Regions from separate parts of the Mus musculus genome. Here region 2 is linked to region 1. The links are chromatin loops, found by intact Hi-C in ENCODE. Cell type or tissue: left cerebral cortex. All regions are shown on one strand. Each heading gives the region's core, and the rest is flanking DNA. Links, peaks and the distances in the headings are about the cores only. Region 1 overlaps Vkorc1l1 (vitamin K epoxide reductase complex, subunit 1-like 1). Region 2 holds the start of Nupr1l (nuclear protein transcriptional regulator 1 like).

Evidence for each region. Hi-C counts contacts between places; a loop is a spot of excess contacts. Peaks named below come from ENCODE experiments on the same cell type or tissue, not always from the same donor. Only the 100,000 strongest peaks of a DNase experiment are listed, where the experiment ranks them.
Region 2: it touches region 1 in a loop (2.5-fold over the local background); 2 of 42 quality-filtered maps call a loop at or near these places.

What each region holds. Positions count from the first base shown.
Region 1 is chr5:129,976,393-129,981,768 of GRCm38, forward strand. It overlaps Vkorc1l1 (vitamin K epoxide reductase complex, subunit 1-like 1), which reads left to right. Exons shown (of 3, transcript NM_027121.4): 2 at 2,127-2,236. Among named protein-coding and RNA genes, the nearest start is that of Gusb, 24 kb to the right of the region's middle. In left cerebral cortex, for the core only: a CTCF peak has its summit at 3,128; no DNase peak of the experiment used is centred there.
Region 2 is chr5:129,906,269-129,911,644 of GRCm38, forward strand. Nupr1l (nuclear protein transcriptional regulator 1 like) reads left to right here and starts at 2,272. Exons shown (of 3, transcript NM_026916.3): 1 at 2,272-2,653; 2 at 4,630-4,678; 3 at 4,817-5,013. The coding sequence starts at 2,324. The coding sequence ends at 2,632. It also overlaps a transcript of Zbed5 not described here. In left cerebral cortex, for the core only: CTCF peaks have their summits at 2,492 and 4,494 (motif pointing left); a DNase peak (open chromatin) is centred at 2,283; H3K4me3 peaks cover 1,150 bases; H3K27ac peaks cover 777 bases.

The DNA.
Region 1 (5,376 bases), core at 151-5,150:
ATACATACTGGTTCCTTGGCTGTTTTTCAGACAAGATTGGTGTGTTGTTTCTTATTCTGGGTGTGTGCATGTTCATGGCATGTGTGTGTCAGTCAGAGGACAACTTTTAGGGGTTGGTTCTCTCCACCAAAGTAAGTCTGAGAATTGAAGTCAGGCTGTCAGGCTTGGTGATAAAGGCCTTTATCCTCTGAGCTATCTTACTGGGCCTAAAATTTTTAAATGTATTACTATTGTGTATAGATATGCACACATGATATGTGTGGGGATGGGTGTAGAGGTCCATGCCGCTGCCCACATGTGCAAGTCAAAGGACATTATAGAGTCGGTTATGTGGGTTCTGGGCGTTGACCTCAGATTATTACATGTATGTAACTACCCATAACGCAGTAGACATTAACGTGAAGCTTGGAATCATTCTGATAAATATTTAGAAGTGATTGAGTGGTACAGCGATAGCTCAAGTGAGAGAGCTATTTCTACTTGATTATTTTTGTTGTTGTTTTGACACAGGGTCTCAGTTTTTTAACCCAGGCTGTCCTAGGACTCATTGTGTAGCTCAGGTTAGCCTCCAACTCATGATACTCCTTCTGCTTCAGCCCCCAGAGTGCTGGAATTACAGATATGCACCCCAGCCCCCGCTCCTTTTGTTGAATGCAGTCTTAGCCTCACTGCCAGCCCACTGAAGCAAAATCTGCATTTTGACAAGTCCTCACTAGGTGACTTCACTTTACCAAGTGCTGACCTGGAATGTCCCACCCCTGTTCTTCTGTCTATCTGAGTAGGCTTGTCCAATCCTGAAGGTAATGTACTTGGTATTTTTTTTCTTTTGGCTGTAACTAGAGTGTTCGTTCCATGAGGGCAGTGCTGCCTGTCAGGTCCTGCGCCTTGGGTGTGCTGCTCCCCTGCTCACTAAGTGTTTGGTGGGTGAGAGAATTCGTGCATGGGATGGGATGGAATGGAGTTGCTCTTGTGTATTTGAAATGTGTAAGTCTGTAATAAACATCCTCCACCGCGCTCAGTGCCAGGGTTGGGGTGGTGGTTGTTTCAGGGACTGTGAAGGGGTTGTCCTGTTGCTTGGACATGAGTTTCTTTAAAGCAACGTGACTCCGTCACTCAGTCCTGTTCTCAGACGTAAGTTCCTTTCTGTGTGTAGGAAGCACTGTCATTCGGGGTTAAAGCTGAAGTGTCGTGAGGGTTTATCTAGTTACTGTTGCTCTGTTTGTATTACCGTATTAAATGGATTTTAATAGTTTTTAAAGTAAGATTTTAGGGGGTTATAGAGGTGGGAAAGGTATTACAGGGGTGGGCAGAATGAACTTTATACAGGAATAAAATTGTCAGAGAACAATTCAATAACAATGAACAAATTCAATAACAATTATTTTAAAAGATTCTGAAAATGTGGTCTCAATAATTTTGAAAAACTTTGAGTGAAAATGTATAGTGGAATGTGAAATACCAGTTTTTACTTTGGAAACAGGATTCTAGAAGAGACTTATGGTTTCTGATACTCCTCTGCAGCAGAGATCAGGGTGTGTCTCCTCATGCTGACTCTGGTGAAATGTCCCGTAAGCAGCTTCTCAGAGGCCTGACTGGTTTGAGCACAGCTATGGAACGGACCGGCCGCATGAGTAGTTTTCAGCTGCTGCAACTTAGCAGTGGCTGCAGGCTTTGTTGATGGTCACAGCCTAGGGTGGGAAATGGAGTGAGTGGAGGCCAGGGACCCTGCTAGGCACTGTAATGTAAGAACAGCCCCTACCACAGAGAACTACCTAGTTGGAAAGGTCTCAGGGTGACCTGAATTGAGAGAGGCTTTCCCTTGCAAATGCTAATACTGTCAGTAAAGAAACAGGGTGCCTACCTTAGGAAAAGAAAGTTTAGAGAGTCTTAGGTGGAAATACAGAGCTTTTAGGGATATTTGTATTAAACCATCAATATAATTCAGACACAGTACAGAAATCTAATGTTTGGCCTTACCCTTGCGCAAATCAGTCATGGAAAAAAAGATATTTAAGTGTTTTGCAAACATAGTTGATTGTGGAATTGGATAATATTCTCAAATAATTTTACATTTAAAAAATTAGGGAATCTCAAATATAGGGTTACTGGTTTTCCTTATTTTACAGATGGGGTCGAGGATTTGGTCTTTTGGGTTCCATTTTTGGAAAAGATGGTGTATTAAACCAGCCAAACAGTGTCTTTGGACTTATATTTTATATACTACAGTTATTACTTGGTAAGTATTGATACAGAGATACAGAAATAAGCTTGTTATACCCATTCAGTGCTTGTGTCTTCACCCTAGTGTGTCTTCATAGTAAACGTACACGCTAGTAATAGAGAACCACGAGAGTGAAGTGTGAGTCACTGCTGCTTATCATGTGTTGACCTTGGTATCAGTGGACGTTTAGTCATGGCTAGTAGTGTGTCATGATGTCCAGAAACCCAGCCACATTCATGGAAATTATTACTCCAGTCTTGCTTGTGAGCTTGTCTTTTTAAAGTTGTATTATAGACTCTAGCTATCCTAAGGTATCGCATCTTAAGAAATCAGTAGCAGTAAGTTGCCATACCCCAGCATGTCTATTTCTCTACTGTCCCCTGTCTTGTGGGTCTTTTGCTTGTCCCTTTGGTGCTGGAATTGAACCCAGTACTGGACAGCTGAGCTGCATCCTCAGACCTGCCTTTTGCTAAGAGAAAACATCAACAACAACAAACTTGGTAGCCTCTTATTTTCAATATTATTGTCCTAAGTGTCTGGGCATTTCAGGTTCACATTTTTACTAAACAATGCCATGGGGATCCATTTTCTTTATAGTACCTGTCCTTCCTTGAATTATCTCCCTGAAATCAATTTCCACGCATGAGGTTAATGAGACCCCCCACCCCCCAAAAAAAGCCCAGGTTTTTTTTTTTTTAAAGAATGGATTTTAACAGTTATTGCCAAATTGTTCCTCTCTTCCAATTGTCTGGTCTCCCATCTAAGGTCCATTTTAGAAGTGTTTTGCTTTTTTGTTGTTGTTTTGTTTTTGTCAAATTTTCTAGTTGTCAGGTATCAGTAGCCATCATTTTGACATATTGTACTTTACTGTTCTGTTACTGCCCCCTAGCTTATTTGTGACAGTCCTTTGAAACTCTAGCTTTGTGGTGGGCTTGTGCTCCCATTTGTGCTGTGCAGTTCAGCTAGGGATATATTATTATATTGTTTGTCAGCTCTTCTGTACAGTCATTGGCTAACTTAAATCTGGAGTTGGCTTGCTGCAATTCACATTTGGAGTATGAATTTTTCTACCAAATATTATCAAGGTTGCCCAATTCTGAGTGTATGTATTTACCCTGCAGAGATAGGAAGGTGTGGACAAGATACTCAGGATAGTGCAGTTTAAAACAGCAGGCTACTCGTGGGGACTCAGCAGCAGGCAGTGGCTGAGGGAGCGGAGGCCTCTGCATCTTAGAAAGTTGTGTGCAGTTGTTAAAGAATTGAGTGTGAAGAGATCAAGGTTCAGTAAAAGCAGCACAGTGGGGTTTAAAGCTATATGGTAATTACGCTTGCTTGTGTGTGCAAAGCAGAGGATGGGTCCCATGGGGGAGGGGAGAAGTTCATCTCCAACTTGTTGATTTTGTGGGATTTCTAAAGTACAGCCCCAAATCAGGGAGCAGTCATCTTCCCTTAATAGGAAAGGAAGGGCTTAGAGAAGAAGGGCATGCAGGTTCCTGTGGGAGACCAAGGTGAGGTGGTTTGCATTTATAATACTAATGTGTCGGCTCCATTTCACATGCGAGTCCCATCACAGGCAGACCCACTTACCTTTGCTGACTTTAGTTTCCACGTGCTTTTGTAATGTCAGCTCTTCTGAGTCATCTAACATATCCAGAGCTTGCCACCTCCCTTCCTTGTAGACTGTGTGACAGTTACCATTGGACATTTTTCCCTCCACATAGTTCAAATGTTAAAGAAACAGGCTGCTGTGTGGTGAAGGGAATCCCACCTCAGATCCACTTCAGCTCAGCTCCTTTGCCCCACCCCCACCCCAGCAGCGCTTCTGGAGTTTGTTTTTGAATAGATAAGAAAATGCAAACAAACACGTGGTCTTAAATTTCTTTATTTTCAAAACATAAAAAGCAAATGCTGTGTTCCCTGTCCTTCCTACAGTGTATTTTCCTTTTCCCCTTTTATTCTTTTTTTTAACTAATCTATCTATATTTTTATATGGAATGGATATATTAATTTTTGTTTTGTTTTTTATTTTTGGTTGAAGTTTTTACAGCTATAAGATAATTCTATTGTTACAGTAATGGCACATTATAAAAGTCCACAATTTTCCCCCAAATCACAGATGCCTGCATACACTGCAATTATTACAATAGCAGCCCTCACGTGGCATCCCACTTCATTCTCATGGCAGACGTTAGATGTACTGTCTGCTATTTAAATTGGAGCAGAGAAAAACACAGTAAATAGTTCACACGTCATTTTATGTATGCATTTTTTTGTTCCTTTGCTTGCTGTGCTAGGATTTGAACCCCACAGCCTTGTGCATCTAGGTGACAACAGATCTGCTCCTGAGCTTCATCTTTAGCTCACAAGTGTTGTTTTTCAAAACATTTATCATTCTTAGCCTTGCCTGTCCTTAGATTCTCCTACCATAGCCTCCTGAGTACTGGATTATGGAGTAGCTTGTCATGCCTGCCTTTGCATCATTTTAAAACTAACTTTCTTTAATAAAGTCAAGGTGTCATCACTAATTATTCAGACTTAGATTTTGAGCATAGATGATTTGGCACAGGTGAATGGAGTACTGTTTGAGTAAATCTGACATTGGAGTAAATTCTGGCCCATTAGCAATTAGATAGGTCAGGAGCTTAGTATGTTCTTGCCTTCTCTGACCTTGAAAATCAATGTATAGTATTTGTGTTGCTGGCATTAGGAAGTTACAGGACAGTGCATATGAAGGTAGTGAAGACTCCAGATACTTTTGTCTTGAGCCCTAGCTTTTAATACCTGACTACTTGTTTTTTTCTCCTTGAGACAGAATCTTACTATATATCCAGGCAGGCCTCCAGTCTGAGCTTCTGCCTCAGCCCCCAGAGTGTTGGCAGATGGACATAGGCCACCATACCACTCCAGCTGCCTTTTACCTGATGTGTTTTGATGCAGATGTGGCTGACTGGCCTGGTTTACTTTCCCTTCCCCACCAATTAGTCACTCTAAAGTGTCAGCGTGTTCTCTCTCTCTCTCTCTCTCTCTCTCTCTCTCTCTCTCTCTCTCTCTCTCCTTTTTTTCCCTCTTCAGGACAGTGTAGACAAGGGCATAATCACCTGGTCTCGCTTTTTGGTCAATTTGATCTAAACATGAAAGGCAGCATCTCCCCAGAT
Region 2 (5,376 bases), core at 202-5,201, 70 kb before region 1:
CTGGATGTCCTAGAACTCTCTAGACCAGACCAGGCTGACCTTGAACTCACAGACATCCACTTGCCTTTCCCTCCCGAGTGCTGGGATTATAAGTATGCTCCATCTTTAACTCTCTGTCCATGTTTTACTTTAGTTTTGTCAGTCAGCATTCTTGGGGTTTGAGTATATGTGTGAAGGATTGTCCTTTTTTTTTTTTTGGAAACAAGATTTCACCTTGCAGTCCAGACTAGCCTGGAACTTGAGGTAACCCTTCTGTGTCAACCACTTGAGAGCTAGCACTACAGGCTTATACTAGCACTACTACCACCACCACCACGACCCCACTGAGTCTAACTAACATCATTATGTTTATTTGTTTTGAGAGGTAGGCTCATTTATGTAGTCCTTGCTGGCCTGGCGCTTACTATGTAAACAAAGCTGGCCTTGAATTCACAGAGTCCTGCCTGCCTTTGCTTCTTCCTAAATGCTAAAATTACTGTTGTACACTGATAAATTGATAAACTTTGTTGGCCTGAGGATTAGCAAAGTGGTAGTGCTTAGTACGTTTGAGACCCTGGGATTAATCCTCAAGATACTTTGTTAAGTCCGATATCCGTGTTGCTTTAAGGATGAGATCTATTAATGATTGTCTTTCTTTAAAACAATCATGTGGGGGCCATTCAGATAGTTCATCAGATAAAGGTGGGTGTTACCAAGCTTGAGGTTTTGAGTTCAACCCACAGGACCCACTGGGTGGGAGGAGAGAATAGATTTCCAAAAACTATCCTCTGACATTGTAAGGCCCCGGATGCTGGGCCTCCATTCAAGTCCTGGGATGAACTGGCCAACACCCCACCATCCCGAGAGAAAACCACACCTGATGCAAGCTGCAAGAGGTTTTATTATCAGCTAGCTGAGGACGAACCCCTGGAGCCTCGCAGGGCAGGGGAGTTCGACCCCAGAGGTGACAGTAGGGGGCTTTTAACAGCTAGCTGAGGAATTGGGAGGAGTTGGGAGGAGTTCTTCTCTTCCGGGTGTCCTTGGTGACAAGACAGGAGTGGGGAGTGAGTTCTTTCTGAATTTTTATCTCTGTGTCCTCGGCACAGGAAGGCCGGCATCTCTGGTTGTACAGTATAGAAACAAAAAAGCCTTTTGCTGGCTATAGAGAACAAAGAGCTTCTTTCTAGCTGTATTTTTAAAGATCAGGGAAAACAAGCTTGGGGAAATGTTTTAGGGGTTTACCTTTCAGGGAGAAATGCTTTAAGCCAGGGTCTCACAACATCCATGTGCACACACATTACTTTTACATTTACATGCATTTATTTGTGTGAATGAGTGTTTTGCCTGCTTGTATGTATGCCCCAGGAAGCCAGAAAAGGGCTTCAGGTCCCCTGGGACTGGAGATGTAGACAGTTTTGAGCTACCATGTGAGTGTTGGGAGTAGAACCCAGATCCTCTGCAAGATCATAACCACTAAACCCTCTCCAGCCCCTTGGCTCTAACATGCTACTTGTGATGTTTAGTAAGTCTGTCTTCTTAACTTATGAAGCATGCCTTTGTGTAGATTTGTTGAGGGAATTTCCAGAGATTATAGATTGGAGAGAGACAACCCACCTTGAATGTAGCTGCATCATCAGTAGGCTGGGAACTTGAATAAAAATGGAGGGGGGGGGGTACCAAAAAAAAAAAAAAAAAAAAAACACAAGCAAGATGCTAGAATTCCCCTTTCTTTGCTTCCTAATGGACGAATGCAGATTGAATAAGTAGCCTCAAGATCCTGCCCACCGTGTCTTAGCTGATTGTATTCTCAAACGATGAGCCAAAAAAATAACCTTCCCTAAACAGATTATTGCCAAACATTTGGTTATAACAATGAAATAGTAATGTCGTGAAGAGAATTTTCTTGTCACAAGAACAAAGTTAAAGCAATTCAGCAAGCCAGTTTTCTTTTTGCACAAATGAACCCAAACTAGGCTAGCAAATTCATTTGGCCAGAGCTCCTCGTCTTTTATCGCAGTGTTAGGATTATAGGTGTGTGCACAACCACACCTGACTTATACAGTGATGGGGATGGAACCCAGGCCTTTGTGCATGCTAGCACTCTACTGAGTCACATTCCCCAATTCCGTCCCTTCAGGTTTTAACCAGCGAAACCAGGTTTATTATACTTATTTACAATTCGGACCCCGCGAAGAAACACAATTCCGCATCTGGAACAAAGAAGCATGGAAGCCACGCCCCCTGTGAGGTCACAGAGCGCTCCCTACAGCGGAGCCAATAGGAGCACTGGGTGGGGCATTCCGGCGGAGTGACCAGCGGCGGCGGCGGGCGGAGCGCATCGGCGATGGACCCTCCAACTCGTCCTTCTGTCTCCGGCCCAAGGACTCGAGCCCGCCCGCCGCCGCCGGAGGCGCTGCCCACCGTCGGCTTCGAAGAGGAGGTGTACGACTGCCTGGATTACTACTACCTGCGTGACTTCCCGGCCTCTGGGGCTGGACGCAGCAAGGGCCGGACGCGGCGCGAGCAGCAGCTACGCACCAACTACCCGGTGCCCGGCGGCCACGAGCGCAAGGTGGCGCAGATACTGCTCAACGGGCAGCGCAAGCGGCGCCAGCGCCAGCTGCAACCGCGGCCGCGCACACGCCTGGCCTGAGCACACGCCACGCTTGAGCGGGTATGGGCAGGCGGAGCCCATTGGTGTTGGGTAGGGAGTAGAATGTATATCTCAGGTCGGCCTCGAACTCAGTGTGTAGCAGAGGATTACCTTGGACTCCAGATTGTCCTGCATCCAGCTTCCATGGATGGGCTGGGATGCTAAGACATGAGCCACAATGTCCAATTCTTTTTTTACTCTCTTCTCTTTTCCTTTCCTTTTCTTCTCATTTCTGACACTGTCTCCTAAACTGACCTCGAACTCATCACCCCTCCAGCGTTTACCTTAAAATGCTAAAGTTTCAAGCATGGGCCATGATTCCCTGCTGTGTGGTTTTGTTTTATTGATGATGCCCGTAGCCCAGGATTCCATGGTGTGTAGCAAGCCTCAGCTTCTCTAGTCCTGAGATGACAGGTCTGGCCACCATATTCACCTGTCATCTGCTTCTGAGACTTCCCAGCGTTAATCATAACTGTGCTGGCTCCCGATCCCCGACCCAGGGGTTTCCCGGCTGCTGGTGAAAGTCTCCACCGTTTGGAAGTTTGCAATTGTGTGAGAAAAGTCTACATTGGAAATATAGGGAAATGTCCGAGGAAATCCATCTTGGCAGGGTGGCTCACACCTGTAATCCATCTCCAGCCTCTGTGCTCAGGAGACCGCTGGAATTGGAGGCCAACCAGGAACACTCTTTGAGGCACTGTCCCAAAACAAAACTGCCCCTCCTCCTTGTTTGCTTCCAATTGCTGTAATAAACACCGTGAACTTTTGCTTGCAACTTGGGCAGGAAAGGGGTTGTTTCACCTTAAAGCTTACAGCCCTTCCTGAAGTCAGGGCAGGAACCCAGAGGCAGGAACCGGAAGCACAGTTCCCAGAGGTTCATGTTCAGTTACCTTTCTTGTACCTCCCAGGACTATCAGCCCCGGGTGATACCGCCCACAGTGAGCTGAGCGTTGAGAAAAATCCCCGCACTGACTTGTCTCTGACCAGTCTTACAATAGAGGTATCTTTCCAGATGACTCTAGTTTATGTCGAGTTGACAGAACCAAAACCCAGCAAGCCAGCAGACAGAAACTGGGCATGATAGTGCCCACCTCTATGCCTCTTTGAACTAGCAAAGTGAAAGAGTGGGTCAGAAGTTCAAGGTCAGAGGCTGGAGAGATGGCTCAGCCATTAAGAGCCCTTGCAGCTCTTGCCTTTTAGGATCCCCGCACCTGTATTAGATGCCTCGTTACCGTCCATAGCTCAAGTTCAAGGGGGATCCAACACCCTATTCTGCCCTGTGAGGACGCTGCATGTATATCACACAGACATACGCGCACTTAAACACATAAAAATGAACAAGACATTTAAAAGTTCAAGATTGCTGGGCGGTGGTGGCGCACACCTTTAATCCCAGCACTTGGGAGGCAGGGGCAGGCAGATTTCTGAGTTTGAGGCCAGCCTGGTCTACTGAAGGGCTCCAAAACATCCAGGGCTACACAGAGAAACCCTGTCTCAGGAAAAAAAAAAAAAGTTCGAGACCATTGGCTACATAGTATGGGGCCAGCCTGACCTATAGGAGACAGGAAAGGGGAGGCTGAGAGCACAGTTGAGTTGATAGTTTTCACTTAGTAAGCATAAGACTCTGGGATTAATCACTGGCACTCTGTAAATAGGACCCTCATCTTAATATTCGGGAGATAGAGGTTCATGGAAGTTCCTGGTTATGCTTATCCTTAGTCCCAGAGCTGGAGGCCAGCCAGACGCCATCTTTATATATGGCTGGAGAGATGGCTCAGCGGTTAAGAGCACTGACTGCTCTTCCAGTGTTCCTGAGTTCAATTATCAGCAACCACATGGTGCCTCACAACCATCTGTAATAGGATGCCCTCTTCTGGTGTGTCTGAAGACAGCAAGTGTACTCATATATAAAATAAACAAATTCTATATAAATATATATGTGTAGATATAAACAAAACAACCTACTAGTGACTATGACCTCTTTTCCTTTCACTCAGGAACCTGAGACAGGAGGATCTTGAGTTGGAGTCCTGCCTGGGCATTATTGTGAGTTTCAGAATCTCACGAGCAAGAGTGAACCACCTCATCTCCAGAGGAGAGAAAACAAACCCCTTCTAGTGTCTAGTGCTCTTCCTACGACTTGGGGGAAATCACTGATTTTTGTCTCCATCTTATTTCCTACAGGAAACCTGAAAGACCTGTTAAAAACTCTTTTCCAGCTGTAACCAAGATCCTCCGTGCTGGTCACCTGGACTTTTTGACAGGGTTTTAAGTTTACTGCTCTAGTGTTTTTCCTCACTAATTAATTGTTAAGTAAGTAGTTTCCTGGTGTGTATGCCTTTTTTAGGGTTTTTCAATTAAAAGAGCACAGCAAGAATGTATTTTAACTCTTCTGGCTTTTTCTCCCTCCCCTCCTCCAGCTCCAGTTACTGTGGAGGTAACTGGTCTCCAGTTCACAACTCTCTGGGCTCTGACATATAAAGAGGCGATCACAAGCTCAGGAGGTAATTGGTTTGCTAACGTGATTGCAGCAAAAAGCCCAAGGACCCGAGTTCGATCCTTAAAAGCCCTGTTTTTGAAAAGCTGGCCCACACTTAAAATGCTACCCTTTGGGAGGTAGAGGAAGATTCCCGGGCTCACTGGCTAGTCAGCATAGCCTGATTTATGTGTTCCAGGCCTTTAAAAAGGATAGATGTAGCTGGGCGTGCTGGCGCACGCCTTTAGTCCCAGCACTAGGGAGGCAG